Regions from separate parts of the Homo sapiens genome. Here regions 2 and 3 are each linked to region 1. The links are chromatin loops, found by intact Hi-C in ENCODE. Cell type or tissue: Caco-2. All regions are shown on one strand. Links, peaks and the distances in the headings refer to the core of each region. The heading gives the core; the rest is flanking DNA. Region 1 overlaps LOC105373451 (a long non-coding RNA gene). Region 2 has its middle 330 kb from the start of KCNS3. Region 3 has its middle 330 kb from the start of RDH14.

Region 1 (11,068 bases), core at 1,052-9,051:
ATACTATTATACTATATATATTATATAGTGTATATATAGTATACTATATATAGTGTATATAGTGTATACTATAGTGTATATAGTGTATACTATAGTGTATATAGTGTATACTATATACACTGTATATAGTAGTGTATACTATATACACTGTATATAGTAGTGTATACTATATACACTGTATATAGTAGTGTATACTATATACACTGTATATAGTAGTGTATACTATATACACTGTATATAGTAGTGTATACTATATACACTGTATATAGTAGTGTATACTATATACACTGTATATAGTAGTGTATACTATATACACTGTATATAGTAGTGTATACTATATACACTGTATATAGTAGTGTATACTATATACACTGTATATATAGTATATTATATATACTATATATGTATATATAGTATACATATATATTATATATACAGTATATATAGTATATATACTATGTAGTATATATAGTATATATACTATATAGTATGTATAGTATACTATATAGTATATATAGTATATTATATAGTATATATACTATATAGTATATATAGTATATTGTATATATAGTATATATACTATATAGTATATATAGTATATTGTATATATAGTATATTGTATATATAGTATACATAGTATGTATATATAGTATATATAGTATACATATATAGTATGTACACAGTATATATAGTCTATATGTATACTACATATAGTATACATGTATACTATACTACATATAGTATACATGTATACTATACTACATATAGTATACATGTATAGTATACTACATATACTATACATGTATAGAATACTACATATACTATACATGTATAGAATACTACATATACTATACATGTATAGAATACTACATGTACTATACATGTATAGAATACTACATGTACTATACATGTATAGAATACTACATGTACTATACATGTATAGAATACTACATATACTATATATAGTATATATAGTATACTATACATAATATACATATATAGTATATATGTATACATAGTATACATAGTATACATACATAGTATACATAGTATACATACATAGTATACATCGTATACATATATAGTATATATGTATACATCGTATACATATATAGTATATATGTATGCATCGTATACATATATAGTATATATGTATGCATCGTATACATATATAGTATATATGTATGCATCGTATACATATATAGTATATATGTATGCATCGTATACATATATAGTATATATATGTATGCATCGTATACATATATACAGTATATATAGTATGCATCGTATACATACAGTATACTATATATACAGTATATACAGTATACTATATATACAGTATATACAGTATACTATATATACAGTATATACAGTATACTGTATATACAGTATATACAGTATATATAGTATACTATATATACAGTATATATACTATGTATTCTATATATAGTATAGTGTACATAGTATACATATAGTATACACTATACTATATATAGTATACTATATATACTCTATATAGTATATATAGTATACTATATATAGTATATATGTATACTATATATAGTGTATATATATACTATATATAGTGTATATATATACTATATATAGTATATATATACACTATATATTGTATAGTATAGTGTATATATAGTATAGTATATGTATATATACACATGTATACATGTATATATGTATACTAATATATACTAATATATGTATAAATATATATGCATATATACACATAATATATTTGATATATAATGGATGTGTATTATATAATAACTGATATATTTGTGGGTTTATATGTACACACGTAATATATACACATACACACTTCAGTGTGTCAAAAGTAAAAAACTAAGCAGAGACTTCTTGCAAACACAGAGATTTTTAGACAAATATTCAAAGAGGAGAAAATATATATAACCAAGGTATCTGTTAACGAGAAATTATTTCAGTACTGATACTGTTAACCTAGAAAGAATAATAGAAAAACTGAAGAGTGTATTCTACTACCACAGAGAAATTATAGTGTTAAACAGGCAAATGTAGCTAAATCCAGAGAAGAGAAAAATGTATATTTCCTGGGTCCTGATCTTTCTGCAATACAATTTCTTGCTTAAATGTACATCCTTTCCATTTCATAAAATAAAATTGTCGTAGTATTTATTGAGGAATTCGAATAGAAACGCTTGGTGATTATAATAGTATCCTCTTCCTGAGCATATCAAAATCAAAAGGGCCAGAGAAGGCATGCATGCATTCTCCCTCTTTAGATGTAACCCCGCCCAACACATCCAGCATGTGGAATACATATGATTATGCAGAAGCACCTCCCTCCCTGTACTGATAGTTTCCTCCCTGGATGTCGAATTTACTCATTCAATCAAGAGTGAGTTCCTAAAAAGGGAAAAATAAGAACCTGTCTCTGTCCTGGAGCCTGGCACAGTCCAGTGAGATGAAAGAAATAGAAAACAGCTTATTAGTACACTAGGCAATAAGCCTATAGCAGGAAAAACTAGAAAATTCCAGATGAAATCAGAGGAGAGAGTGATGGACTCTGAAATATTGTGAGAAGATTGGACTAAAGAGTTGACATCTGAAATCGGTTTTGATACATTACAGGTATCTTATTAAATTCTCCTATTTTGCCTTCTCCATCTCTCACTCTCTTTTTCTTTTGCTCTGTAATACATGTGGTAAAATTATGTAGCCCTTTTAAAATGCTTCGTAGTCATAATGTTATTTTTAATCTTTCTGCATCTGCTTTGCTTATGTTCTTATGAATAATCTTATTAATACATTTTGCCAAAGCTATCATATCTAGATGAACCTGTGAAGCATGAATTGAGCTAATGTGCCCCCAGAAGGCATAGCACAGGTTTACAGTAATGTTATAGGACTCAGTGAACATAAATATTTTTGTAATAATAATAATAGATATTCAACAATGTAACAGGCTGCTGTGGAGAGTAGTAAGTTCTTTATCTTCATAACAATTTGAGTAATGCTATACTTCTATTAATGTGGGATCATGTTATATTGACTTTAGTTTAATATAGCTACAAAGTTGTTGGTTGGGTCTATGAGAAAATCTTTACATATATTTACTTAATCATCTTGACCTTTTTTATTCTCTCTTTGGACATAATTCTACAAGTCATGACTTTGATGATAATATTTCAGGACCAATGACAGTGATTTTCATCCATGGTAACATGGATGTTGATTTGGTACTAAATAGCAGCAACAACAAAAAGATTATCTGCAGAGATATTATATAATATGTCCAATTGATCAGTCTAAGTTTCAGAGTTGAGAAGGAGAAAGACTAACGTATATTAAGCAACCCACTGTACTATCTCATTCCATCCTCCCCCCAAAATGTGTGGTAAATATTTTGTTCATACATATATGATATATGTGTGTATATATATGTGTGTATATATACAAGTGAACACACACATAATACTTTTACAAGCTGTCGATTATATGTTTACGAGTGAGGAAGTGAAGGCTTAAAATAACTTTTTCATGGTCACATTATTAGTATTCAGTCCCACTTATGATTTCAAATCTCATTGCCTTTCTACTCATAGAAGATAAAATAAACAAAAAAAGAGGAAAGGTTGTATCTGCATAGGCAAAAATAAGCATGCAGTTTAACCAAATTGAAAAAGGAGAAATGTGCACTTTTATAGAGAATGGAGGAAAGACATTACTGAGAAAGTAACTTATTACCAGCTATATTTGGTTGTTTAAAAACACTTTGCCTTGTAATAAAAATTATATTTATACGTACATTGAATCTTTTTTTCTTTTTTTGAAGACAGGGTTTTACTCTGTCACCCAGGCTGGAGTGCAGTGGAATGATCATTGCCCACTGCAGTCTGAAACTCTGGGGCTAAAGTGGTCCTTCTGCCTCAGCTTCCCAAGTAGCCAGGAGTACAGGTGCACACCATCACATTCAGCTAATTTTTTCAAAATATTTTGGAAAGATAGGGTCTTTTTATGTTGCCCAGGCTGATCTCAAACTCCTGGCCTTAAGCCGTCTTCCCACATTGGCCTCCCAAAGTTCTGGGATTACAGGCTTGAGTCACCATGTCCAGCCTACACATTGAAACATTGAATCTTTATTTTCTCAAAATGAGCCTGACCCAGTTTAGGTTATCTCCTGAGGTCAAACAGTTATGAGCCAGGACAAGAGGAAGTCTGTCTGCTTCTGTCAATGTGTAATCAGCCTGCAGAAATTTCTGGAATGCTGGTGGCTGAGATGCCTTTGGTGTTACTCAAGGAGTGTCTTATCTGTAAGACTACTTTTCTAAAGGAAAGGGAAAATAATTCAACCTAAACTTTCTGAATTCACAAAGATTAAATGAGGACAGTGTTGTTGTGGGGTGAATGAAAAATGAGTACAATAGTAAAATAATATAAAGGGAACTAACTCTAGGGTAAGTCCATCAAAATAATTACGCATAAAAGCTCATGAAACAAATACAGGCTTTGTAGGAATAAACGCTGTTAGAACGCCTGAACAATACCTTTGAAATAGTTGCATAATCGTTGTAAGGAAATTAGGCGATGGCTTATGCATATTTCATGAAGCCTGTACGTCGCCCTGTCTAGGCTTGTGCACACACTTACGAATGAACAGCAGCCAAAGCACTCACTTTTGCATTTAATAGCAGTGTAAATCTGATCTGCAAATGTATCCCCACACTTTCTCAATATGCTTTTCCCTAATTTTTTTTTCCTGTAGAAAATTCTACTCATCCTTTAAAGCCTCAGACATAGCCTTGTTGGTAGCTGGTAATACATGGATTACTGATTTAAATAAAAACAGACTGAATTTTGCATGTTTCTAGTACTATTGATAAACACGTTTTGGATTATCCAATTTTATGAACTACAATAGGTCTTTTCTGTTGTAAAAGAAGATCTCTTCTGAATGTAGAAAAAAAAAAAGCTGCAGAGCCATCTGTTAAAGGTATACTGAACATGAACTCTGTGTGAAGTAGTGACAAGAACACTAGCCTGATGGTTAGGAGATATTGGTCCTTATCCTAACTCATCATCGATTCCGTGTGCAACTTTTAACAGACATCTTTCCTGTTGTTTCTGTTTGTACGACTTAGTCAGGAAAGATACCTTGTTAAACGTTGCACAGAGAGTGCAGCTTAACTTGCAGAGTAAGTTGCTTACTATACAGCACATTTAGCTTCTTGCCTTTTCAGATAGACTGTGGTCAACAGGCATTGTTGTGCATCTTTTATGTCCAATAACACTCAGCAGTGTGAGGTACCTAGAAGATACTAAGATATTTCGCTTTAATTGATTTAAATTAATTGGATTTTATTGTTCTCCTGTGTGGACTAGAAAAAACCATCCTTGCTCTGCATACTGCACACTTTGTTCTGTGGCAAATCATTGCATGTGAGGTTATGTTAGGGGAAACAACACATAAGGCATTATGTAAACAGACAGATCGGGGCCAGCATCTTCATCTCAAGAGAAGCAGATCTGACTTATATGGCCTAACCTGTGAATTCAGTAAAGGGAAATAAATCCTTTGTAGGTTGAATAACAGCAACCAAAATACCAGCTCTAGAATCTGCGTGTTGAAACCTCACAATGCTGCAGCATTTTTTTCTGCAGGAATATTGCATCTGAGCTTCTCATCTATTTTTCTGCCTTCATGTATGGGTGTCTCTGATTGATTCATAAATATGGAAAGTCGTTGTCCTTATTTAGAATCAGGACCATGTCATCTTTCCCTGTTATACAATGCTGTCTCACAGGGGCACAACACTTTCACCCACAGTGTTGCTGGAGCTTCACAAAAACAGTGATTCAAGTAAGGAGATTCTCCATATTTTTGGAAGACAAACTCAATAAAATGAATTGATTTGCCAATATCAAAAGGCTGCTTAGTATCAGAGCCAAGATAAAAATAAAGGATGCTTGATTCCCAGACCTCGTCATGGTTCTTTCCCACCATAGTACCTTGGACTTGAAAGGAAAAACTGGTTCATGTGACATAGATCCTTGAGATCAATTACAGCCCATCTCCGGTGTCCATGTTTGACTTCACATTAGTGACCTATAACTATTTAGTTACATTCTCAGTCTCCTGAGTTTCAGTTTGATGCCTTGGTTTACTTCCAGAAAAACCCACAAGGTAGATGATAAGCCATTAGGGAATTATGTTCTTACCACTCTAACAGCAGCTGTTCAACATGAGGTTATACCATCTCTCAGCAGGGACATTGGCATATGATTACCACTCTAAAGACTTCCAAGGATCTTTTTTCTCAGGACCATCCTTACATTGGAATATTTGGCATTCTGTATCTTCTAGAAATGTAGATACATAAAATTTTTGTTAGGTTGGGATCTTTAAGAAAGCTATGTTTATAATATCTTCTTAGAGAGGGCTCCAGCCATTGTAGTCTCTATTCTGACAACTCATCTTTTCGTATTTTAAAAAATCCCCAAATTATTATGCTAGTATCAGCATTAAATTTCTTTCCTGTCCATCCTCATAAAATAACAGATGTGATTAAGTCAATATTTTGGATACTTTAACATTATCTGATTCATTTTCAGACCAAGTGAAGCTTTATCCAGATGTTCATGACTTTGATCTAGAATGGATGGCAAGTATATTTATCAAGACATTAATTGTCTTCTAACCACCAGCTCTTGCATATAACCACGTCATGAATAAAAACTTTAAAAATCAAGTTATTGCCAGTCTAGAAATATGCAAAATATTTTGTTTCCTTACATTGATTATAGACTCTGGTTAATGTTTGATCTAGAATGAATAGGTGATATCTTGCATATCACTGGTTTTCCAGAATCTTTGAAATATATATTTTTATTTCTAAATAGACTTATTCAGAAACATACTTATACATTTAAAGAATGTATAAAATAAAACAATCTGCTTTGTAGCAGCCTTGGTTGCATCACTTTTGTGATAATATATGTAATAAATTTATTAAGGTAAGACTGTTATTTTTCTTACTCCTTCCTATTTCTTAGTAGTGTTATGTGCACAAAATGGATTCTGATGATTTTAACAAATAAATATGTACCACTAATATGTGTAAGCAAGTATTCTAGGTTCCTCATGAACAAGTATCAGTGCTATATAATTTATTTAATTGTATAGATAATTCAGTATGTAGATGTAATTATGACCAATGTTTATAATGTGTTGTGTGCTTCAGTTACTGTCATTTTACTTTAACCAACTACAAAATCTTAAAAAGTGTGAGTCAGAAGCTGAGTGCTAATTGGTATTCTAGGTTTTCAGAACGGCATAAGAGTAGAATAAATGTCGTTGCCTACTTTTAAGGTACTTGTCACCTATATAGGGTGAAAAACCAAGAACAGGTCAATGCCCTTTGGAGCTCCAGGCCTTACCTTGGGAGGAACATTAAGCACAGGGGATTTCATCTTTTAGGCCTCCATGACATTGTTCCTGGCACAGAAAATTCTCTTTATCATTTGCTGATAGACAGGGAAGGTTGAGGGACAGAACAGTCCTGTTCAAAAGCAGGGTCAGCTAAGAGGGAGGCCAATAATATGGCCTGGAGTTTTTGGCCACCAGCCTCCATCGATCCTTCTGGAAGGCCAAGACTATTGGCTATATTAAACTGATCTAAAACAAGCCCTATGATCCCAATTACATGTCCATGAAACATGAAACTATAATATGATATAATATATATTTTCTATATTTTTTCTATATATTTTCTATATTTTCTATAATATATATTTTCTTATTAAGCTTTTTGTCAGGAACACTCACACTAGTGTTTCCTTTTCTAAGTATTAGGGCTCCTTCCATGTCCAAGTCAGCCTCCCTATGCTCAGGCCTGGGAAGCCTCTCCTTCATTTCCATTGACTGCTCCAACTTCCTCTCTTCTCTATGAGAGGTTTTATAACTAAGATGAGCCTACAGAGTGAGATGTGATACTCTACACATGTTCTTTCTTGCTGCCCTACATTATAAGCTTTGTAGGAGAACATATGGTAAAGGAATATAAACATGCAAAAGTGTGCTCCCAAGTTCTCACCAAGGACTTACCAAGTTCTCTTGGTGTCTCTCTCCAGCCTGACTCTTTCTGAGAGGTTAATGTTTGTTTTGATTCTCTTGAGGGTAGTATTGACTGCTCTCTTCCCCAAACCCTTGAGCCTCTTTCATCCTAATTTTGAGGAGTTTATGTGAATTATTTATGCCTTATTGTCCTTTTATATAAGCTTGAAGTTGACGTACAGACAGAACAATGTCTATGAACCTAATTTTATGAACAATAAAATCACAGGAGATGGACCTGGTTACTGAAAGGAAACAAAGCTATTTGTCTGAATATCATTTACGGAAAGTATACTGGGTGCCAGAAACTGGTTTGGTGATAGCTGGATGAATAGGACAAGGCCTTTGCTCTCTAAAAATTTTAGATTTTTGGGAAATAAGTGAAAAGTAAATTACATGTTGGAAATAAGAAATTGAAGTGTTTTGGCCTGGAGAACAGAAGCCTGGGAGCAGAGGAGGGAAGGGAAGCATGGTAGCTGTCTTCAAATAATGGCTGAATAGTCTTAGACAAAGGAGCTAGGAATGGTGATTAATAGGAGCAGATAATTCTGATACTGCTTAATGTACTGAAGGCCTTTCTAAATAATCAGAGCTGCTTGACTTTGAAATTAGCTCCAGTGAGATGTGATGAGCTTCATCTCTGCAGAAGAGGTGATCTCTCATTGAGACATTATGGGAATCTCAGGGGTGCTAGTGGGGCCCCAAGATGCTATTAATCTACTTAGGCTGTGTTTTGTATAACTTTCTGACCTGGGCTCTCAGAACTACAGGGACTGAGTGGGAAACTCTTGAGCCTCAAAGCTAATTTCTCACTTATGATTTCTATCCCAGTTTATTCACCTCGATGTCGGCCTTTCCAAAGTAGCACTTCTATTAAGCATTGTAAAAACATTTCCAGAAATGAATTTTCTTCTTAAATCTATTTTTCTAGCCTCCCTTTGGTGAAAAACCTTGTTTCTTTTGGTTCTTTAATATTCAGCCTTTGTTTTGACTCAGTGTATTTTGCAGTGTTCTAATCATTATTTCTTTGCTACTGTTAAATTACCCCCAATCCCCAGACTTTGCTAGATAAAAGATTGATAAGTATTTTTATTGGAATGCCATAGTCTCTAAACTTCAGTGACTTTGTAAAGTTTCATCAGAAGTGAGGCTTCTGAGTTTTTAGTAAATATAAATACTCATTCTCACTGCTGCTTAGAATTTCACTGATTACACTTTGGAACTGCATAATTGTGTAATTAATCTTGAGAGTGTCAGAATGCATATTTTTAAAAGTAATTTCCTTAGGGAAATAATACATATCTCATTATTTTTTACTGTAATTGATATTCATGGGCTCTTAGTTTATAGGTATAAAACCTGACAGACACGGCCAATATCAGTGCCATATATTATTAAAATGGATTAATTTTTCAAACACATCTTCCATTCAATTTCTCATTAAATGAGGCATTGTAAATTCTGCTGTCAAGGGATACAAATAACATGATTATGCAATACTTGCATTATTCAAATTTTTCTTGGCTAGGATGGTTGTCTGCCATAAACACTGCATTCATTCTTCATGGAAGAGAATTTTAGGACGCAGTTGTCAAACCTAATCAAGAACCAGCTGAAGCTCAAATCTTGAATATTCTCATTGCTTTCACAAGTAAAGAGCATGTGATCATTTATTTACAAATCGCATCCTGGGAGAAACCTAAAGAAAGAGTAAAATTTACTTTACCTGTAGTTTCTGGAAAAAAAAAAAGTATGCCTCATTCAAGGACCACCATTTCTAAAACAAATATGAACAAATGGATGGATGAATAAATGAATCATGATGGTTAAAGGAAGAGTGATACATACCAGCATTGACATGGGTAAATTGAAGTAAAAACACATATGTCTGTCAATAAGGGTATCTTATACTGTGCATTCACTCACAATCACATGGACACCAGTTTGCCACCTACACATAACGATGCTGCCCTGTGCGATGGCTTTCAATTTCTCAGTAATAAAAAGTTTAGTGGAAATCTTGAAGCATTAGGCCTAGATGAATGCCAGGCACTGGGCTATATGAAGTTGAATAAGACAGGGTTATGCTGGTGAAGATCTCATCATGTCATTGGACAGGCACATAACTGAGCACAATAATTCGAACATGATGTTTTTGCAAGTGCCAGCAAAATGCTATGTGCGCCCAAAGAAGACATCATCTCACACTGCAGGGAGTTAGAGGCTAGTAGGGGAAGCTTCTCAGAGGAGGAGAGATCTGAGTATTGGCTTGAAGGATAGCGAGGGCTATGCCTGTGGGAGGAAGGAAAAGAACTCAGAACTGAGAGACCAGCAGGTACAGAGGTAGAAGGTAGGACTGGGCCTGGCATTGGCAAGAATCACTATTAAGCTCCTCAGGGATGGAACAAAGGGTTGGTGGCAGTTGTAGGCCTACCCTGGTCCTATTCTGTGGGTAGTGGAGTGGGTCTGGAGGTTATGATGCAGGGAGGAAGCTAATCATACTGCTTTCTGGAAGGCCACTCTGAAGACAAGGTGGAGGGCAGATTGGAAGATAGCAGAGCTAGAGTGAAGAATTGTTTTTAGTACAGTGCCAGGAAAATGAAAAGAGAAAGTTTGATCTGAAAGATATATACAAGATTGAATTCAACAGGATATTGTGACTGATAGATTCAAGGCACAGAATGAGAGGAGTGGAGAATTAATTTTGAGCCCTGGGTAGATTATTAGGCCATTAATGCAAATCAGAAATTGAAGAGTGGTAGAGACATATTAGATGATGAGTTCAGTTTGGGGCATGCTGCGTTTGACTTGCTTATGGCATTCAGGCACACATATAAGATTTGCGATATCTAGGAAGCAGAGGTTTTTTTTTTAACTTTAATTTTTGGAGCATATTTAGGTTCATAGCAAAAATGAGCTGCAAGTACAGAGAGTTCTCATATATTCCCTGTACCCTCCTGA
Region 2 (11,068 bases), core at 1,922-9,921, 89 kb before region 1:
ATATTGGTTTAAGAGATTCATTGTAGTGAGACCTACATTAACACAACTTGAAAATGTTTTCCTTATGGTCCCTGAATTGTAGGGCTAAGTCATATTCCTGATGGTTAAGATTGTTTTGGATGCTAACTGTTAATGTCAAAACCAAGTTAGCGATGTAAAATAACAAGCCAAGAAAATCTGTGATTCAACATTGCCTTCATACTTTGCAGTTAGGATGAACGTCTGGGGCAGTAATGGTGAATAACATCATTTATTTTATTTTTAAATTAAAATTAAGATTAAGTTAAAACATTTAATAGACTTTATTATTTTAGAGCAATTGTAGGTTCTCAACAAAATTTAGCAGAAAGGAGAGACAATTCTCATATACCCCTTTTCCCCACACAAGCACAGCTTCCTCCACTGTCAACATCCTGCACCATAGTGGTACATGTCTTGCAACTGATAAACCTGTGATACATCATTATCACCCAAAGTTTATACTTTACGTTGGAGTTCGTTCTTGGAGTTGTACGTTCTATGAGCTTGGACAAATGTATAATGATATGTTTCTACCATTATAGTATCATGCAGAATAGTTTTACTGCAATGAAAGTCCTCTATTCTTTACCTATTCATACCTTCCTCCTCCCACAACCTTGCAAGTATCTCTATAGTTTTGCCTTTTCCAGAATGTCATACGGTTGGAATTGTACAGTATGTTACCTTTTCAGCTTGACTTCTTTTACTTAGCAATGTGCATGTAAGATTTCTCGATATTGTCTCATGTCTTGACACCTCCTCCCTCCCTCCCTCCTTCCCTCACTCCCTCCTTCCTCCTTCCCTCCCTCCCTCCTTCCTTCCCTTCCTTCCTTCCTTTCCTCTTTCCTTTCTTCCCTTCTTCCTTGACAGAGTCTCATTTTGTCACTCTATTGCCCAGGCTGGAGTGCAGTGGTGTAATATTGGCTCACTGCAGCCTTGAATTCCTAGACTCAAGCAATCCTCCCACCTCAGCCTCCCAAGTAGCTGTGACTACAGGTGCACACCACCATGCCTGGATAATTTTGTTTATGTTTGGTAGAAACCAGGTATCAGTATGTTGCCCAGGCAGGTCTTGAACTCCTGGGCTCAAGCAATCCTCCCACCTTGGTACCCCAAAGACCTGATTATAGGCATGAGCCACCTCGCCTGGCCCTCATTTCTTTGTATTGCTAAATAATATTCCAGAGTCTGGATGTGCCACAGTTTATTTATTCATTTATCTACTGAAGGGCATTTTGGATGCTGTCAATTTTTGGCAATTATAAATCAAGATTCTATAAACACCCATATGCAGGTTGTTTTTTTTGTGGACATAGGTTCTCAATTCATTTGGATAGAAACTACAGAGTGCAATTGCTGGATTATATGGTAAGATTATGTTTGGTTTTGTCAGAAACTGCCAAACTGTCTTCCAAAGTGGCTGTACCATTTTGCATTCCCACCAGCAACGAATGAGAGTTTCTAATGCTCTACATCTTCACCAGTATGTGGTAGTGTCAGTTTTCTGAATTTTGACCATTCCAATAGGGATGTGATGGTATCTCATTGTTTGATTTGTATTTCATAATATGGAGCATCTTTTCATAGACTTACTTTCCATTTGTATATCTTCTTTGGTGAGGTGTCTCTTCAGGTCTTTTGCCCCCATTTTTTTAAGTTAAGTTGTTCATCTTTTTGTTGAGTTTTAAGAATTATTTGTATATTTTGGATAATAGCTAATCAGCTATGTCTTTTGCAAATGCTTTCTCTCAGTTTGTGGCTTGCCTCCTTATTTTCTTGACAGTGTCTTCTGCCAAGTAGAAATTTTAAATTTCAATAAAGTCCAGTTTATCAGTTACTTCTTTCACGGATTGTGTCCTTAATGTTGTAGCTAAAATGTCATTGCCATACTCAGGTCATCTAGATTTTATACTGTTACCTTCTAAAAGTTTTATAGTTTTCTGTTTTACATTTAAGCCTACAATCCATTTGGGGTTAATTTTTATAAATAGTATAAGGCCTGTGTCTGGTTTCACTCTTTAGCATGTGAATGTCTAGTTGTTGCAGCACCATTTCTCAAGAAGACTATCTTTTCTCCATTACGTTGTCTTTGCTCCTTTGCCAAAGATCAATTGACTATATTCATGTGGATTTATTTCTGGACTCTTTATTCAATTATATTGAAGTATTTATTCTTCCATTAATACCATACTGTCTAGATTACTGTACCCCCTCAAAGTTGGGGGTATCAATCCTTTCACTTTCTCTTTCTGCTTTAATATTGTGTTGGCTATTTTGAGTCTCTTGTTCTCTATATAACTGTAGATGCTTTGTCAATATCCACAAAATAACTTGCTGAGACTTTGATTGAGAATGCATTGAATTTATTGATAAAATTGAGAAATGACATCTTGATGATATTGAATCTTCCAATCCACGAACATGAAATAGCTTTTCATTTTTGTAGTTCTTCTCTGGTTTCTTTCATCAGAGTTTTGGAATTTTTCTTACATATGAGAAAAATAGATCTTGTATATGTTATGTTAGGGTTAAATCTAAGTATTTCATTTTTGGAGGTGCTAAAGTAAATGGCATTATGTTTTTAATTTTAAATTCTACTTGTTCATTGTTGGTATATAGGAAAATGATTTACTTTTGCATATTAACCTTATATCATGAAACATTGCTATAATTACTTATTAGTTCCAGAAATTATTTTTGTTGATTATTTCAGATTTTCCACCTAGATTTTTATGTCATCTATGAATAAAGACAATCTTACTTCTTCCTTTCCTGCCTGTATACCTTTTTCCTCCTTTTCTTGTCTTATTGCATTAGTTAGGGCTTCCAGTATGATGTTAAAAAGGAATGGTGAGAGGGTACATTCTTGTCTTATTACTGATCTTATTGGGAAAGCTTCTAGTTTCTCACCATTAAAGATAATGATAGCCGAAGGTTTATTGTAGATATTCTTTATTGAATTGAGAAAGCTCTCATCTATTTCTAGTTAGTCAATCATTTTCATCCTAAATGGATGTTGGATTTTGTCAAATGCCTTTTATTGCATCTATTGCTATAGTTATGTAATTTTTCTTCTTTAGCCCATTGAAGTGATAGATTACATTAATAAATTTTCAAATGTTGAATCAATCTTGCATACCATAAGACAAATCTTACTTGGCCATCATTTATAATTCTTTTTCTACACTGTTGGATTCTGTTTGCTAATATTTTATTGAGGATTTTTTTCATTTCACCACTTATTCTTGTTGCATCAATTATCCCATGATTCAGATTAAGTCAAAATACTTTCTATTGTTGAATCCAATAAAAATATCATAAATATAGTATTCTTGTATAGACAACACAATATGATAAAAAAGAAAGTGAATATTTATTGGTTATTCATACTAACTATATTACTTAATTCTCACAAGTAATGTAGAAGTATTATATATTTTTCAGATTAGAAAATAATTCTCCCTTCATTTAATCATCAATGCATTTTATCTGTACACAGAATACATTGTAGAAAATAATTAGATTCAGCTTCAGTACCTATCCAGGAAGTAGCAAAGCCAATACCTCAACTTGGGTCTACCTGATTACAAAGTTTATGTTCTTTCTACTATAGCATATGGAGGCCAGTTTATTTTAAACTGATATGTACTATCATCTTTGGAAGTGATGCTGAAGTGGGAGAAAGTCACACGAATTTATAATTCTTCAAACAGTAGATGTAAGGCTCTGCCTGAGCTTAATCCTTCTGAAGGCTTCAGGCCATCTGTTGTAGCCTCAGGGCTTCCTAAAAGAAGGATGCATGAGAACAGGGTTTTCCCACCCCAGCTGACTCCCCAATCTAGAGTCAAGGACTTAAAATCTGACAGTCATTGGTCCAGTCATTCAGTCACAAATATAACCTCCCATGTGGCATCAATAATACCTCTTTTCTTTCAACTGGACTCTGGGGAGTGTCTAACTGTTTCAAGGATGAACCATGGACAACCAATGAGTCTCCATCCTGTAGGTGGCCGTGGGCCATGTCCATAGGCAAATTGTCTGCCTTGGAACACTTCTGTAGTTGTAAACAGATGCTCAGCCCACAGTGGGGTTATGGGCACGATATCGGCTCACTGCAATCTCTGCTTCCCGGGTTAAAGCAATTCTCATGCCTCAGCCTTCTGAGTAGCTGGGATTACAGGCATGTGCCACCACACCTGGCTAATTTTTGTATTTTTAGTAGAGATGGAGTTTCGCTATGTTGTCCAGGCTGGTCTGAAACTCCTGACCTCAAGTGATCCGCCTGCCTCTGCCTCCGAAAGTGCTGAGATTACAAGTGTGAATCACCACACCCAGCCCCATCCAAGTTTTTGTCAATCCCTCTTTTCTTGGCTTGGGTCCCATTTCATCCCCTTGGCCACTACTCAGAGCCTTATTGCATATGTATTGATTTCCTAGTACAATGGGCAACAACAATCTAACTCTGGAGCATCTGCTCAAAGTCCAGACTTCCTGCTGCTATTTTCAGCTTACCTGAGCAAGGGCATAATGGAGATTGTGACCATCTCTCCTCCCACATGCCTACTGTCACCTGAGCATCCTGGCTGTCCTTTCCAGGACTGATACCTGGAATAGGTAATTCTCGTGTTCTCAGTGTCTCTGTAGCCCTATTTTTGCATCAAGGCTATGGCAGGATGTTACAAATGTCTAACGCAGGATGCACTGTGAAGTCCAGTTTGTCATATGACTTCTTTTCAGAACTGTGAAGAACCAGCCTTGGCTGAGCTGTCCTGACCAAGAGGGCAGTCAGTATTATGACAACTTCCCTATTAATACTTTCCAACTTGGGCTGTTTCAGGCTTGGGGAGATTGGGAATTCTGATTAGCTCAAATGCATTGTATTTAAATGATTGCATAAACAGATGTGATCGATGATGACTACTCATTAATCTCACAGAGCGGCTAGACCAGTGCAAACTCAACAGCATCTCAATTCCACTGCCAAATTAGTCCAGGCTGATCCTAAGGCTAGACAGTCCTTTGTTATGAGTAACTCATGCAGCTGTACAAACATGCCTCAGGTCTATTTGTTTCTTTAATCCAATTGAATTCCACTAGGACATCTTTTCATTCTCTTACTGCTATGATTTATGGCTGTAATGATAAGCCTTCTGTAATCCTAAAGCTTAAAGAACTTCAGCACCCTGGCCTGGGGAAGTCATCAGGTTTAGTGGAAACAGAATTGGTCTTAGCATCAGACACTCTACCTCAAAGTCATGTGGCAGCAGATCATAAAGTTGGTCTGTTCCTTCTCTTTCCCTCCACCTCTCTCTACAGTCTCTTTGGCAAATTGATGAACATATATGCTATTGAATTAAAGCTAATTTTAGTCCCAAAGCCATTAAAAAATAAGCTCCTGGGGGAATTTAAAGTAATTTCATTTCAGCTGATTAAGATATTTAGATATGATGCATCACATTTTATGCTCGAAAACACTGTCAAAGTCAAAAGCACACTAAGTATAGTGTGTCGTATGAGCTAACATAGTGGTAGTGGTATCTATTAAAATTTTTGACAACTCAGAGAGAAATTCCTTAAAAGCTTTCCTGATTTCTTAGTCATAAGAGAAAAGTTCAGAGTATCTAGACACCTGTAAGATGGATTCCTAACCATCAAAGATCTGTTTGCAAATTAATATTTTTACAGTTTGCTCTTACCTTAGATGTAGCCTTGTTTCTGAGCCTGTTTTTATTCCCATTTTGATTTTAGTCTTATTTAATGATTTCTAATCGCTATGTCTCAAGAATCATTTAGCCATATACACAGAGTTAATTACCAGCAAATCCCATGTGACAGGTAGTAAAGAGGCCCTTAAGAAAATATCTTATTAGTCTTTTATATAAAAATAATGTCATGTCCAGAAATACATAGGCACTTTACAAATTGCCACTGGCTGCTCTTTACATACATACCAAGCCTATAAATAGAAGACCAGATTAATATTGTTATCCTCAGTGTACACACAGCCTTCTACACAATACACAAACATTCTTTAAGTACTTACTATGTGCTAAACATTTCACTGGTGCTGGACATGAACCATTTCATTTAATTCTGATAATAGTCCTGATAATCGGTTCTGAGATTACTTCTCTTTTAGAGATGAGAAAACAGAGGCTTCAAAGGTCTTAAATGACTTTTCTGAGATAACGTATCTAGGGATTTTTGGAACTGGGATTTGAATCAAATTAGTGTAATTATAGGGCTCTGACATGTAACCATCATATGACCCTACGTATGGAAGTACAATGTACAAATTTTATATAAAAGAGTATCGTGCAGCGTTCTCTGGGATCAAGAGGAGGCATTACCTGCCTTTGGTTTACTTAAGTACCACTTATGTGACAGCCCTGTTTCATGAATGCTGGCCATGAATATAAGGAGGAATGTTCCAACTGGGAGCCACCCTGGGTGGCACTGGGTTAAATTAAAGGGTATTTTTAGAGCCCCCAACTCCTCACCCTAAAACACTTTCTCCCTTACTGGAGACCTCTTTCTACCTGTCCCCCTTAAGACAGTGTTCTTGTCACTACAATGTAGTACAAGGAACAGGGAATTTGCTGTCAGAAAGATACAAGTTCAAATCTCTGGTCTATGATTTGCAAATTTTATGATTTTGAGCATATAACTTCAAACCTGAATTTAATTTTACTGTTATACAAACAATAAATTATACAAATGGGGATTTATACAAATGAGTATATTACTGTTGACTTCAGAAGCATATTTTGAGAATAAAAGACTAAAAGGGAAGAAAATGGGTGAAATATGACCTATGAAGCTCAACACCTGCAGTGCAGTGTGTGCTCAGCCAGTGCAGTGTCTCCTTTGTTCGCAGGAAGGTTTTTACATCACTCTTTGTAGTTTGGTACAATCACACTCCAAATTAGATTTTCTTTCTCAAAAGGATAGCTAAACACCAAGCTCAACATTTCACTGGCTTCTTCTTTTAAAGGAAATTAAAATGTTAAATGTTTTAGTAAGGATGTGTTTTAGGGGTACATATTAGTGCTGCAAAATTCAACTCCAGGACAGGTAATTTTTCTTGGGATGTGTTGTTTCTAATCTGATAGTTATAAGCACTAACCAGAAAATGGATGAGAGAGTTGAGTCCAAAGAGATGTTCTAAAGAAAGTAAAACTAAGTTCTCTGCCATAAACTCTAAAATGTAATGAAAATGTGAGGATCCATGGGTTCTTTCAAACTCTAATGTGAAATTTCTATTTCCTTGGACTGCGATACCAAGGCATAGCTCTGCTCTGCAAAACTACACTGGAGTTACAGTATTTCCAAACGGCTCCTTCCCATCAGTAAGTAAGCAGTCTTGGTCATAATCAATATGTGCAATTAGAGAATCAGTGACTGGGCATCCCCTTCCTTAAGCTACTCACTATAATGCCATTCTCAGATGATTGCCAGGCAAAGAGAAAGCATTTTGATCATCATTCCAGTTAGTTGAATACATTTATTTAGTGTTAAATTCTTCTGCTTCACGACAAGACCCACCTCCACATCCCAAATAATTGCATCAGCTGCGACTACATAACTAACATCTTTTCGTTTCAGTTTCCTCCTGCTCATATCCTACCTTCTTTCTCTTCCTCCTCCTCCTCCTTTTTTTTTTTTTTTTTTTTTTTTGGAGACATTAAGGGTTCATGTGGTTAAAATTATTTTTTCTCTGTTCAGACTTCAAGTCTTTGGTGAGATTAAATAAACTATTTTTAAATAATGAAATTTTTAACTGCCTTAGTTTTCTAGGGTGCTAAATATGTTTTTGTTTTCAAAGTACTGTGTTCCTTTACTCTTTCATTGTATGGATGCTCGCTGAGCACTTTATAGGTGTCCTCGCTGAGCATCTTATAGGTGTCCTGGAATATAGACGCGTCTATCCTATGGTTCCTGCTCTGAAAGAGCTCGTAGGAAGTAAAGATATGACTAAAATTACTTAAAAAACAGAAAAAAAGTGATATAGGAAGATCAAAAGGGAATAAGGCACTGTTGATTGAACCTTGATTGTTTACTGAAAGTAGTGAAACCAAAATGCTTTGTGGTCAAAATACACAGGAAGGACGGATAATTAGGGATCATCCCTAATTAAAGCTGTTCAGCTTCTCTGGAACCCCAGGTACATAAAGAGAAGTGGTAGGAGATAAGGATAAGGAAAGGTAGCTTTATGCCGATGGACCTAAGGTGCTAGAGGAAATAAAGGATAAATGGATCGCCCCCACCCACTCATCCAGTGATCTTTCTTTCTTTTTCTTTCTTTTCCTTTCTTTTCTTTTCTTCCTTCCTTCCTTCCTTCTTTCCTTCCTTCCTTCTTTGTTTCGTGAGACAGAGTCTTACTCTGTCGCCCAGGCTGGAGTGCAGTGGCACGATCTCGGCTCACTGCAACCTCCACCTCCCGGGTTCAAGCAATTCTCCTGCCTCAGCCTCCCGAGTAGCTGGGGATTACAGGCGCCCACCACCATGCCCAGCTAATTTTTGTATTTTTAGTAGAGAGGAGGTTTCACCATATTGGTCAGGCTGGTCTCAAACTCCTGACCTCGGGAGATCCACCCGCCTCGGCCTCCCAAAGTGCTGGGATTACACACATGAGCCACCGTGTCTGGCCCAGCGATCTATTCTTCAAACTGATCTCTCTTTTCAGTGCTCCTTTTAACATGATCTGTTGCAGCAACCCTATAGTACTGCTCAGTGTCAAAAGATTGGGTTGGAGGAGGGAAAGATACCCGAAAGAGAAACAGGAGAAGGCATCAGCCGCTGTGAGAACCGCGATGATGCCAGATCTTGCCCTCTCACTCCTACGCGGTGCCCGCAGCCCCGGTGACCTGTTGTTGCAGTTTTTACCCAGTTTGCTAAAGAGGGGGCTATTTTGAGATAGAAAAAAGCTGTGATGAGGAAGAGGGGAACTATAGTGATCTTAGTACTTTTTCTGCAAAAAGCAACAAAAAGCCGATTTGATTATTATCAGAACACAAAATTTAAATTAATCTGAAGTCAAAGAGACTGGAAACATTTTTTGTCTTTTGAATAGTACCCTGCATTCATGGTAGAGCAAAACATCTCCCAGTTAAAAAGCTTTTTATTGATAGACTGGTTGTTCATATTGATTAAATATACCAAAGCCAAAATTTATGGGTAAAACTCAATGTTTTCTAGCAAAATCACCATTTTCATCAACTAGGGTATATTGAGGGTATTTATTTCTTTTAAATAATAATATGCAATGCTGAGGTCTGTGTAGGAAACACAATGAGCCCAATAAACTGAATTTGAGTTATTTAGCACAGTCAATAAAAAGCAGGTTTGAGAAATAGACTAATAGTAGATATATTTGCAAAAGGGAACAGTTTGTGTCAATGGCATGCCACAACTCATTTTTTATATTTATTAATGAAGAAAAGCATAATATCTCTATTTGTCAATATATTATTAATAGTTATTGAGAATCTGTGCATACCCATGAATAATCTGAACTTGCTCATTATTTAAAAAGTTGCTTGACTTATAATTTTTCAAAATTTAGACTGATTTTCCATTTATATTACTACTCAACACTGTTTTGTATTATGCCAGATATTTTAGAATGGAAGAAATAAAACTCATAAATAAATGTGCTTTCGTTGTTTACATAGATTAATAAGTTGGCTTGCCATATATAAATCCTCTGTTCTGGAAGGCTAACAGAAAGATGTTTCTTTTAGTAGTTAAGGAAATTAGTGGTTACATGACTCAATTCTTTGCATGGGAAAACAATTGAATGAGACTTCTTTCAGACATCAGTAATAGAGAAACATACTGGACTATCACATTATTTTTTAAAAGAGGAATCGAATAAACTATGGACTAACAATAAAATTTTCTTTGTGATTGAGAACAAAATCTTTACTATATAATCAACTAATGTTCATGTGACCTAGAAGAAGTCTGACTTAGAGTAAATATTTTATCAAGGTGAGGTGAAAATTTAACCTGAAAAAGTAGGTTTTGATTTTAGTTTGCATGTAAATAAATAGAAAAGATCTTCACTCTTGTGGTAATACTAAGAAAAAAAGAAAAGACAAAATAATAATTATGCTTTCTGTGAGACAACTGAGAATTAGCGGACAAGAGGAAACCTAAATGAATTGACTTTCACAGAGAGAAGCCCTTCAAAGGTGAGTAGTGGGCTGTGGCAGCTGCCTGGAGGCTGGAGGAACAAGAAGCCTGCCAGAGGCTTTGCCTGGCTGGAAGAGGCAAGCTGTACTGTGGGTGATGGTTGATGTACCCAAGATAGATTGAAACTGGAGTACCTCAAACACAATAATATTTTTGTGGCCTGAAATCTCTCCCTGCTCGCCTCTAAATTTTACTTTAGCAGGGCAGTGAAAGAGAAGCTGAGACACAGAAAGAATTCATGAAGTCTCGCATATTCTCATTGTGTCTGGAACTGGGACCTCCTATGTTAAATCCAAAGGTGGAATCTCAGCTCACCTCCTCCTGACTCAAACATGAATAATATCAAAGAGATTCAACACCCCAAACCCTCTCCCCTCCCCACCACACACACACACACACACACACACACACACACACACACACACAACTGTGCACTCGCAGTGGGACTGGGCTGAAAAGAGATGAGTTTAATCCTGTTAATGCTGAAATCCAGTTCCAGATCAAACTGACTTCTGGCAAAATCCAAATGACTACCTAATTGCTTCAGCTGCCAAAATAGGAAAGAGTTTGTATTCTTCGGGAGGAGATAAAAATGACCTAAAAGAAACAAATCAATGAAAATCCTCAAAACTTTAGTATTCTTCAGATGCCACTGTTTTTTAACACAGTGTCTGCTATAAAATTAAAAGGTTATGAGATGTAAGAAGAAACAAGGAGATGGGACCCGCAATTAGGAAAAGCCCTTCTGGTTTTAGCCTCCCAAGTAACCCTTCAGAGACACTTGCTGCCTCCAAATACTGAGCTCTCCCAGAACACCTCACTGGTTCTTGTTCTATGCTCTCTACTGGCA
Region 3 (11,068 bases), core at 1,281-9,280, 68 kb before region 1:
CCTTTGTTTTAGCCAGTTGGGTGTATTTACCCAATGCCTGTGCCCCATTTTATATCTCCCATTGTGTCTTGGAAGTAACTTGCTTTTGATTTTACAGGCTCCTAAGTAGAAGGGACTTGCCAAAGGTGGATGAGACTTTGGACTTGGACTTCTGAGTTAATGTTGGCATAAGTTAAGACTTTGGGGGACTATTGGGAAGGCATGATTGTGTTTTGAAATGTGAGGACATGAGATTTGGGAGAAAGCAGGGGTAGAATGATATGGTTTGGCTCTGTGTCCTCAGCTAAATCTTATCTTGAATTGTAATCCCCCTTATCCCCACATGTTAAGGGAGGGAGCTGATGAGAGGTTATTGAATCATGGGGGGCAGTTTTATCCATGCTGTTCTCATAATAGTGAATGAATTATCATCAGATCTGATGGTTTTATAAGGGGCTCTTCCCCCTTTGCTTCCTTCACACGTTCTCTTGCTTGCTGTCATGTAAGACATGCCTGTTTCCTCTTCTGCCATGATTGTAGGTTTACTGAGCCTGCCCCAGCCTTGTGGAACTGTGAGTCAATTAAACATCATTTTTTAAAATAAATTACCCAGTCTTGAGTAGTATCTTTATAGCACTGGGAAAATGGACTAATATTAAATACATTGACTTTTTGATAATAGCAATTCTGATTGGCGTGAGATAGTATATCATCGTGGTTTCAATTTGCATTAAAATAATTCTCTAATGATTTGTGATGTTGAGCAGTTTTTCATATGCTTTTTGGCCATGTGTATGTCTTCTTTTGAAAAGTGTCTGTTCGTGTCCTTTGCCTGCACCCCTACCCTGGTCTTTTTTTTTTTTTTTTTTTTTTTTTTTTTTTTTTGTAGAGTTGGAGTCTCACTCTGTCACCCAGTCTGGAGTGCAGTGGCATGATCTCAGCTCACTGCAACCTCCACCTTCTGGTTCAAGCAATTCTCCTGCCTCAGCCTCCTGAGTAGCTGGGACTACAGGTGCACATCACCATGCCCGGCTAATTTCTTTTGCATTTTAGTAGAGACAGGGTTTTACTGTGTTGCCCAGGCTGATCTTGAACTCCTGAGCTCAGGCAATCCACCTGCCTTGGCCTCCCAAAGTGCTACAATTACAGGCATGAGCTACTGTGCCTGGCCGGCCTTTATTTTTTGAGATGGAGTCTTGCTCTGTCACCCAGGCTGGAGTGTAGTAATGTGATCTTGGCTCACTGCAACCTCTGCCTCCCAGGTTCAAGTGATTCTCCTGCCTCAGCCTTCTCAGTAGCTGGGATTACAGGCATGCACCACCACACCAAGCTAATTTTGTATTTTTAGCAGAGATGAGGTTTCACCATGTTGGCCAGGCTGGTCTTGAACTCCTGACCTCAGGTGATCTGCCCACCTCAGCCTCCCAAAGTGCTGGGCTTACAAGGGTAAGCCACCGTGCCTGGCCCGTATTTGCCCATTTTTTAATGTGGTTGTTTTTTTGTCTGTTAAATTAAGTTTCTTGTGTATTCTGGATGTTATACCTTCGTTGGATGCATAGTTTGTGAATATTTTCTCCCATTCTGTAGGTTGTCTGTTTACTCTATTGATAGTTTCTTTTGCTGTGCAGGAGTTCTTTAGTTTAATTAGGTCACAATTGTCCATGTTTGTTTTTGTTGTAATTGCTTTTGGCATTTTCATCGTAAAATCTTTGCTGAAGCCTATGTCAAGAATGATATTTCCAAGGTTATCTTCCAGGGTTTTTATAGTTTTAGGTTTTACATCTTAGACTCTAATCTATCTTGTATATCATGTTAGATAGGGATCCAGCTTTAATCTTCTGCATATGGCTAGACAGTTATCCCAGCACCATTTATTGAATAGGGAGTCCTTTTCCCATCACTTCTTTTTGTCAGCTTTTCCTATCCATGAACATGGAATGTTTTTCCATTTGTTTGTGTCATCTCTGATTTCTTTGAGCAGTGTTTTATAATTCTAATTGTAGAGATCTTTCATCTCCCTGTTTACCTGTATTCCTAGGTATTTTTTTATTATTATTTTGCTACTGTGAATGGAATTACACCGTTTATTTGGCTCTCAGCTTGAATGTTGTTCATGTATAGAATTGCTACTGAATTCTGTACATTGATTTTTGTATCCTGAAATCTTGCTGAAGTTCTTCATCCAATCTAGGAGTTTTGGGCAGAGATTATGGGGTTTTCTAGATAGCGAATCATATTGTCTGCAAACAGAGATAGTTTGACTTCCTTTCTTTCTATGTGGAGGCCTTTTATTTCTTTCTCTTACACGATTGCTCTGGCTAGGACTTTCAGTACTATGTTAAATAGGAGTGATGAGGCTGGGTGCAGTGGCTCACACCTATAGTTCCAGCATTTTGGGAGGCCAAGGCGGATGATCACTTGAGGTCAGGAGTTCGAGACCAGCATGGACAACATGGTGAAACTTCATCTCAACTAAAAATACAAAAATTAGCCAGGCACAGTGGCACATGCATGTAACTCCAGCTACTTGGGAGACTGAGACAGGAGAATCGCTTAAGCATGGGAGATGGAGGCTGCAGTGATTGAGATCACGCCACTGCATTCCAGCCTGGGTGACAGAGTGAGATTTTCTCCACCCCCCCGCCAAAAAAAGGAGTGGTGAGAGTGGGCATCCTTGTTTTGTTCCAGTTCTCAAGGGGAATGCTTCCAGCTTTTGTTCATTCAGTATGATGTTGGCTGTGGGTTTGTCATAGATGGCTCTCATTTTGAAATCGAAAAATTCTTTGAAACTAATGAGAACAAAGATAAAATATACTAGAATCTCTAGGACAAATCTAAATGAGTGTTAACAGGGAAGTTTATAGTGCTAAATACCCACATCAAAAAGTTAGAAATATCTAAAATTAACAGCATACCTAGAGGAACTAGAGAACAGGAGAAAAACCGACCTTAAAGCTAACAGAAGACAAGGAATAACCAAAATCAGAGCTGAAATAAAAGAAACTGATACACAAAATCATACAAAAGATTAACAAATCCAGGAGTTGGTTTTTTGAAAAAAATGAATAAGATTGATGGACAGCTAGCTAGACTAATAAAGAAAAATAGGGAGAAGATCCAAATAAATACAATCAGAAATGACAAAGGGGACATTACCACTGGCCCCACAGAAGTAGAAAAAAAGCTCTTAGAGAACACTATAAAGACATCTATGCACACAAAGTAGAACACCTAGAAGAATGGATAAATTCCTGGAAACATACAACTTTCCAAGATTGCATCAGGAAGAAATTGAATCCCTAAACAAACCAATAAAGAGTCCCAAAATTGAATCAGTAATAAAAAGCCTACCAACAAGAAAAAGGTGAATTCACAGATAGATTTACCACCAAATTATATTAGATGTATAAAGAATAGCTGGTACCATTCTTTCTTACTGAAACTATTCCAAATAATTGAAGGGAAGAACTCCTCCCCAACTCATTCTATGAGACCAGCATCATCCTGATACCAAAACTTGGCAGAGACACAACTGGAGAGAAAACTTCAGGCCAATATCCCTGATGAACTTTGAACAGAGATGCAATGATCTTCAATGAAATACCAGCAAACTGAATCGAGAAGCACATGTAAATGCTAATCCACCACCATCAAGTAGTTTTTATCCCAGGGATGCAAGATTGCTTCAACAAACACAAATCAATATATGTGATTTACTATACAAAAACAAAAGCACACAATCATCTCTATAGATACAGGAAAGACTTCTGATAAAATTCGACATCTCTTCATGTTAAAAATCCTCAACAAACTAGGCATTGAAGCAACTTTCCTCAAAATAATGAAAGCCGCCTTTGACAAATGTTTTAATTTTGATGAAGTCCAATTTATATGCAGTTTATTTTTGCTGTAGGGATAGAAAATCATGCAGCTTTGGAGTAAAACTGGGTAGAATATAAAAATATTAAAAATTGACTTCTTTCCCCATTTTAAATACATTTTACCTATTCAAATTAAATTGTTCCATAAAAATTACTGGCTTTGTTGGAAATATCAGTTTCATTAATATTTAAGAAACAACTTTGGCACAGTACATCTTCTAAATAAAATTTTTCTTTTCCCACATACCTCTTTCCTGAGAATAATTTCTGTGTATAGCCCCTCTGCACACTATCACTTCCTTTATTAATCTCACAAGTTGGTCAATATCACCAAACATCCCTCTGCCTCAAAATTTACTGTTTTCTTTGGTGTCCACACCTGTATTTTATACAGGAGGAAGAATATCTCATCTATGTTGTTTCTATCCAGAACATTTTATACGTTTGGTATATTTACCAAGTGGCATCAACTTCTCTGAGGGTTATGTGACCTGGGATTACTTTATATCAACATTTTCTCATACTTTACAAGGGGGTGAAATGGTTTTTCCTTATAAGACCACGTCGGTTAAAAATTATTAATACATTATTGTCTATGTACCATGTTTAAGCCCTGTAATACATGTTTTATATAAAATTTTTCATTCATTTTAGTTAATTGTTAAATAGATATTATTATCCCTGTCTTACAAATGAAGAACCTAAATCTTGAAAATGTTAAGTAATTTAATAGCTCCTAAACCATGGATGGGATATTTTACTGACCCTAAAACCTATAGTCTTCAATGCCATTTGTTCTTAACAGCCATCAATTGGCCACAGATGTGTGTATTTTATGTCTTAATTTATCTGAAGCCTTTGAAGAAAAAAATGTTTATCCCACAATAGTTTTATTTGAATATATTGTTTACTTGATATTCCAGTTTTTCTTTTGAATCCAGAATTCAAACCACTATTCCAAGGGTACTGTGATCTTATCTCAAAAAATACGGAAAGCATTTTGCAAAGTATTAAAAAGTATATACTAAAGTGCTTTGGAATTGCCATTATAAAGTAAGTGCATAGAATTACAAAGTAGTTAAATGATATAATGTTGAAATGATAGTTTGATTGTTAAATTCTTTACCATTTTGTGAATTTGTTGCAATTAGGGTGAAAAAAATAGATGCTGACAGCCTTAACAGTCTTATTTTTAGCATCCCTACTGTATTAACACTGATGGCTTCATCAATCTGAGTGTCCTTGGTATTTATTGTTTTCAGTGATGGGTAGTATTTATAATTGTCTTAACAAGAAATTCTAGCCAAACCTGCTTTCATGTCATAAGTAAAGGGAGTTATTCATGTCGAAAATGATGTAAGAAGTGAAGCATAATTTCAGATATATAAATTAACATTTCTTTTTAATACATTGCTCATCATTTTGTTCTTAATAAAAAATAAAGAAACTGTGACACAGACAGTGAAAAATGACTAAGAAATGCCTGTCCTTTAAAAATCACTTATAGGAAGAAAGTTAGGACTTACCTTTTTAATCCAAAGAGTTTTTCTCAAATAAGACTCACTAAATTTTTTTTTTCATTGAATGTAATGATCCATTGCGTCTTTCTTTGCCATGTCTTCCTGTGACCATCAGCACTAGTGAGTTACAGATAAGTACTCACTTTGTGGAAGTCTGTCTCAATTCAAATAATGGTTTAAAACTTCTGCAGTGATCTATGGACCTTGCTTCGGGAAAACGGGGCAATATGACAGAGATAATTTGGTCAAAATCCAAGCTAAACATACTATAGTTTTCAAAGTCCTTTTGACTCTGATACAGACAAATCAGCTCTGGCTGAAAGTTGGTACTTTTTTTCTCAATATTTTGATTTTGTCCTTTGTAAGCTAGCTCTAAACACATGTTCTTTATCTCAGAGTTACTTGTTAACTTACTTGATGGCAAAAACAATTTTAAAAATCTATGAATTTCCTCAGTGGGGCTGACCATCAAAGTTTTGGGAAACTGGGCTAAATAAATAAAAACAAACAAACAGAAAAACTTCTCTGGCTTTGTAGTCTACCTCTCTTAAGTCCTGGTGGGTGTTTACTCTAGATCCCTAGGCTGATAACATTCTTTGCTGTATAAAGGGCAGTGTTTCACATTGAGTCAGCTAGCTAGCATGAATAACCCATCTAATTTAATTGAATAAAAAACTTTGGCCTAATGAATACAAAACTATGCTATAGAATATATCTTGACTAATACAATTGTCTTACTAAGGCACAACTTTGATCATAATTCTTCTCATTCCCATACTCATTGTCGTAGTCATTAGTGATATTTCCCTAAAAATTTCCATCTCTCTTCCACTCCAGGTAGGATTGCTCTTCTTGGCCTCTTATGTTTGGATGGGACGCTCTAATTATTTCTGGCCAATGAGATGAGAGCAGGAGTAACATGTATCCTTTCTGGGCTGAAATTTTACTTGACAGTGCAAACCCCGAAGAGCTCTTATTTCCTTGATGAACAGTGGTGTTTGAGATGTGACTGCTTCTTAGACTGAGACCCTGGGTGATTGCAATAAGCAAAAGCCTCCCTGCCAAACCATAATGAACATTTAGCATGCACATAAAATAAGCCTTTATTTTTGTAAACTACAAAAGTTTGGGTCTTGTCTGTAACTGCAGCATAACCAACCCTATTTTAACTGGTACATTTTCTGACACCCTTCCATTTACTAAAACACATTCAGTAAATACAGGATAAAGTATGAGCTGTCTGGCACTCAAGAGTCTCTTAAATTTGAATTCATTCTACTCTTTCTTTTCTCAGGTTGATTAATGCATTTTGTTTTCCAGTAGAACTGGACTCTATGTCCTGTCTTTCAATTTCTAAGACTGAGCCTTCCCTGAGAACCTCATTGCTTTTCACTTGTGATGAATGTTCTTTTTTTGAATTCCCATTAGTGTCTTGTTATTGTTGTCATTATTTATGAGACTTTTAATTCCATATTTTACTTTACTTATCTGTAAACCTGTTATTCCCTTTACAAAAAACTAATAAGTGAATTTGAGGGCAGGGCCTATGCCTTATTTATATTCATATCCTTATAGACATTAGCTCTGTTTTTAGCTCACAGGAAGTGTTCCATAAATATTTGTTGTATTGCATTGTCTTCTGGTTAAAAATGTAACTGTTAAAATGGTAGGATTTTTTTTTCCATTTTTTTGGATCCTGTCTTCAATTGAAAGTTACTCACAATAATTTTAAACTGATGGAAAGAAGTAGAACAACTCTATAAATTAATTATTCTCCCGGCTTTCTATTCTGACTCTTATCTATTATCTATCTATCCATCCACCTATCTATCATCTCTCTCTCTCTCTTCTATTTATTATTATCTCAATCACCTATTTGCAACTATATGAAAGTAATATATTTTCATGGTCAAACAGGTACATTTGACCTTATAAGTAATAATCCACTGCCACATTTTGACCTATTACCACCTGTACATCCAAGAAATAAATACTTTAAAGCACTTCTGTTTTGGGTTCTTCTGGAGTTTCTGCCACGTTTTAAAACAACATGCATATGTAGTCATTAATTGATATATTAACCTTAGACATTCACTATTGACTTTCTAATGAGGATTTATCTATTGCAATAATCCGAGACACACACCCCCTTCATTGCCATGTTCTTATATCAATATTTTTAGTATTTTTATTAGTTAACTATTTTAATATCTTTAAAATTGTGTTTCTTGTTTAATCACTTTTGATAGTATCTCTTGACTGCCCACTTGGGGGATGAGGATATGAGAAGCCCATATTTCATCTTTTTCCCACTCACACTGACCCACTTCTCTTATCTTCACCTTTACTCTTAAATTTTCAACTTTTACATTCTGCTTTGTAACCCTAGTTAAGTCTTCTGTGCTTTGTCCAGAGGGTCATTCTAAAAGTTTAAAATCAATAAAATGCATTTATTTTATTGACTAAATAAAACTATTCACTGCAGAGCCTGAGTACGATGACTTAATTTGCTTCTTGTTTGGCCATTTAGTTTTTTCTTCCTGTTGTTTTCAATTGCCTTTTAAAAGGGTCTAGCATTGTCTGACTTTATAACAATATTAAATTTTGCCAACATTTCAGTAAAATTCTTTAACCTAGGACTCCCCTCTTGGTGGGAGGTCCTGGTTCTGACGTGGTGCCACTCCAGTCTGTACTGACTCTTTGTAGGCCTGCCTTCTCTTTATTGCTGGCTTGGGTTGGATTCTGAATCTCATTCTTTCTCTTTCTTGGCTTATCCCCTTACTTTCCTGGAGCATATATTTAAGCAACTTCCTATTAAATAATTTGTGAGAGGAAAATTTTCTGAAACCCTTCATATCTGAAAACATTTTTATTCTGAGCTTATTTTCATATATTGTCTGGAATAAAATTCTAGGTTCCTTTAATGATGTGAAGGCATTGCTGGTGATAAACTAGATGCCAGCATGATGACTCTTTTGTCTATGCAAGCTTTTTTGTTTTCCTATCTGTACCCCTTCCCTACCCACTTTCCCCCACAAATACACAAAATTTTAGGATCTTCTCTTTATTCTTGGTGTTCTGAAATTTTACAAGCATGTGTGTGTATGAATTTTGCATTTAAAATCTTATGTATTAATTGGTAGGCCCCTTTAATTTGTTTTCTTCATTTCTGCAAATTCTTTTTTTTTTTTTTTTTTTTTTTTTGAGACGGCGTCTCACTCTGTTGCCCAGGCTGGAGTGCAGTGGCGTGATCTTGGCTCACTGCAACCTCCACCTCCGCGGTTCAAGCAATTCTTCTGCCTCAGACTCCCAGGTAGCTGGGGTTACAGGCATAAGCCACCAGGCCCAGCTAATTTTTGTATTTTTAGTAGAGACGGGGTTTCAGCATATTGGCCAGGCTGGTCTCAAACTCCTGACTTTATGACCTGCCTGCCTTGGCCTCCCAAAGTGCTGGGATTATAGGCGTGAGCCACTGCGTCCCGCCATTTTGCTTGTATTTGCTAATTTCTTTTCATTCTTTTTCTTTGTTCTCTGTTTCTCAAATCTTAGTGCTCTTCATTTAAACTTTTTATTTTTTATTTTTTATTTATTTTTTTATTTTTTTGGGGGGGACGGTCTCGCTCTGTTGCCCAGACTGGAGTGCAGTGGCACGATCTTGGCTGACTGCAACCTCCACCTTCTGGGTTCAAGTGATTCTCGTGCCTCAGCCTCTCGAGTAGCTGGGATTGCAGGCATGCACCACCATGCCCGGCTAATTTTTGTATTGTTAGTAGAGACGGGGTTTTGCCATGTTGCCCAGGCTGGTCTTGAACTCCCGACCTCAAGTAATCCACCCACCTCTGCCTCCCAAAGTGCTGGGATTACAGGCGTGAGCCACTGTGCCCAGCTGATTTAAATTATTTTGTCTTTGGTAGTTTTGCTTATATTGGTCTTTTTATTCTTCATTTGAGATTTCTTGCCTTTACATGTACATGCTTCTGCAGAATGATTTTTACTCAGTAAGCACTTTATTTTTCTTTTAAACTACATTAAATTAATTTTTAATTAACTTTTTTCTTCTTTCTCACTGTTTTTGTCTTATACCAATATGTCATCACGTTCTTATTTTATAGTGGCTTTTGAAATTTATGTGTGTGATGGATGCTCTGTTCTGCCACCCAGATTCCCCTTCCAATAGGGAGGCACTCATTCCTCTACACCCTGCTGCTCAGTGTTGCTTGTGAGTCCTTTCTTGGGAATTATACAAACCTCCTCCATGGGTAGCCTGAATCCAATAACTGATCAATGGGGGTGGGGGTGGGGTTGGGTTCGGTATAGAGCTGGCTTCTTGCTTTAATTCTAGAAATAGCTGAAGGACCATTCCAACCCCTGAGCACCTCCTAGGGTTATCTGAAGTGTCTGTTGCAGTTGTATCACTTTTTAACTTTTTTTTCTGTTCAATCCTGCTTCTCTTACTTGTTCACTCCCGTCATTTGGGACCAGGCAAATCTCTCTCAAGCCTATTTCCCTTGGAGACTGGCCTAAGACATTATATGAAGATAATAATTTAAAGGGTTTTTTTTAAAGAATTTTCTTTGTGTCTTGGGGTAAACATTGGGCTAGTTTTCAATTGTATGTTTAAGAGGTGTAGGAAGGTAGGTAAAGAGGGAGTCAGCTCCTCAGAATGACAATTAACCACTTTTTAGCCTTTTTTTCCTCCCATGCTCTCCATTTTTATGTCTGCCTCTTCTGCAGGGTTTTGCTCTGTAGGGTAGGGTGCCTCCTCAGTCTTCACTGACATCATCTCTGCCGACCTTCTGCACATTGGCTTGTGCTACTCTATTTTGTCAATCAATAAGCTTAACCTGCTTTTTGTGTTCCAGAAGTACATTAGCTTATCTCTTTTGTTGATACTCACCCCCTTCTTTCAGTTGTAATGCTGAGTTGGATCTTTTTATTCCTTTAGTGTTCATGCGATCCTAAGAGAAGCACTGTTCTGTACTCTTTCTTAAACCTGAAGTCTTTTCTTGACTTTTATTTGACTTTAGGAAAATTATATTACTGGTTGACTTTCAGTGAATGAAATTTCAGTTCTCTAAGATGGTATAAAGATTCTAGACTTTCCCAAATTCCACGGTGGTTATTTGGGAAAACTACCAAATGTAAACAAATGTTTTTATATCAAGTATCTGGGGAACTTAGGACTAGGTGCAATTATAGGCATTTAACTGTGTTTCTTATAATTATGTAGTCAAATCATGACTGAACATCTCCTCTGTGTCAGACTCTGAATATAGTGCCATTTATAGGTTAAAAAACAACAACAACAAACAAAACACATAGTGTCTGGACTCATAGTCTAATGGAGGTGGCAAAAACAGTAGAGATGTTTTTACTGCAAAATAGCAAATGCCAACTAATAGTATTAGTAAGCTTGTACAGAGCTAAATGTATCAAATGTTTACTATTGCTGGGTCCTCTACAAATGCCTTACATTTATTAACTAATTAATATTCACAACAAACTTTTGATATAGGCTTTATTCTCTTCCCCATTTTGCAAATGAGGGCACTGAGGCGTTTGCCCATGGGCTGACAGCTGTTAAGTGGTAAAGCCAGGAATCAAATCCAGAAAGTCTGGCCCAGATACGGAACTCTTTGCCACTGGCTGCATTGTTCTCGAGAGGAGAACGGAATAAGCAGAGCACAG

The links. A loop is a pair of places that touch in the nucleus more often than their neighbours do. Peaks named below come from ENCODE experiments on the same cell type or tissue, not always from the same donor. Only the 100,000 strongest peaks of a DNase experiment are listed, where the experiment ranks them.
Region 2: it touches region 1 in a loop (8-fold over the local background); 2 of 110 quality-filtered maps call a loop at or near these places.
Region 3: it touches region 1 in a loop (3-fold over the local background); 3 of 110 quality-filtered maps call a loop at or near these places.

The regions. Positions count from the first base shown.
Region 1 is chr2:18,295,431-18,306,498 of GRCh38, forward strand. It overlaps LOC105373451 (a long non-coding RNA gene), which reads right to left. Exons shown (of 4, transcript XR_001739301.2): 2 at 6,214-6,354. Among named protein-coding and RNA genes, the nearest start is that of RDH14, 260 kb to the right of the region's middle. In Caco-2, for the core only: no CTCF peak of the experiment used is centred there; DNase peaks (open chromatin) are centred at 4,231 and 4,621; H3K4me3 peaks cover 348 bases.
Region 2 is chr2:18,205,349-18,216,416 of GRCh38, forward strand. No RefSeq gene overlaps it. Among named protein-coding and RNA genes, the nearest start is that of KCNS3, 330 kb to the left of the region's middle. In Caco-2, for the core only: no CTCF peak of the experiment used is centred there; a DNase peak (open chromatin) is centred at 5,143.
Region 3 is chr2:18,227,312-18,238,379 of GRCh38, forward strand. No RefSeq gene overlaps it. Among named protein-coding and RNA genes, the nearest start is that of RDH14, 330 kb to the right of the region's middle. In Caco-2, for the core only: no CTCF peak of the experiment used is centred there; no DNase peak of the experiment used is centred there.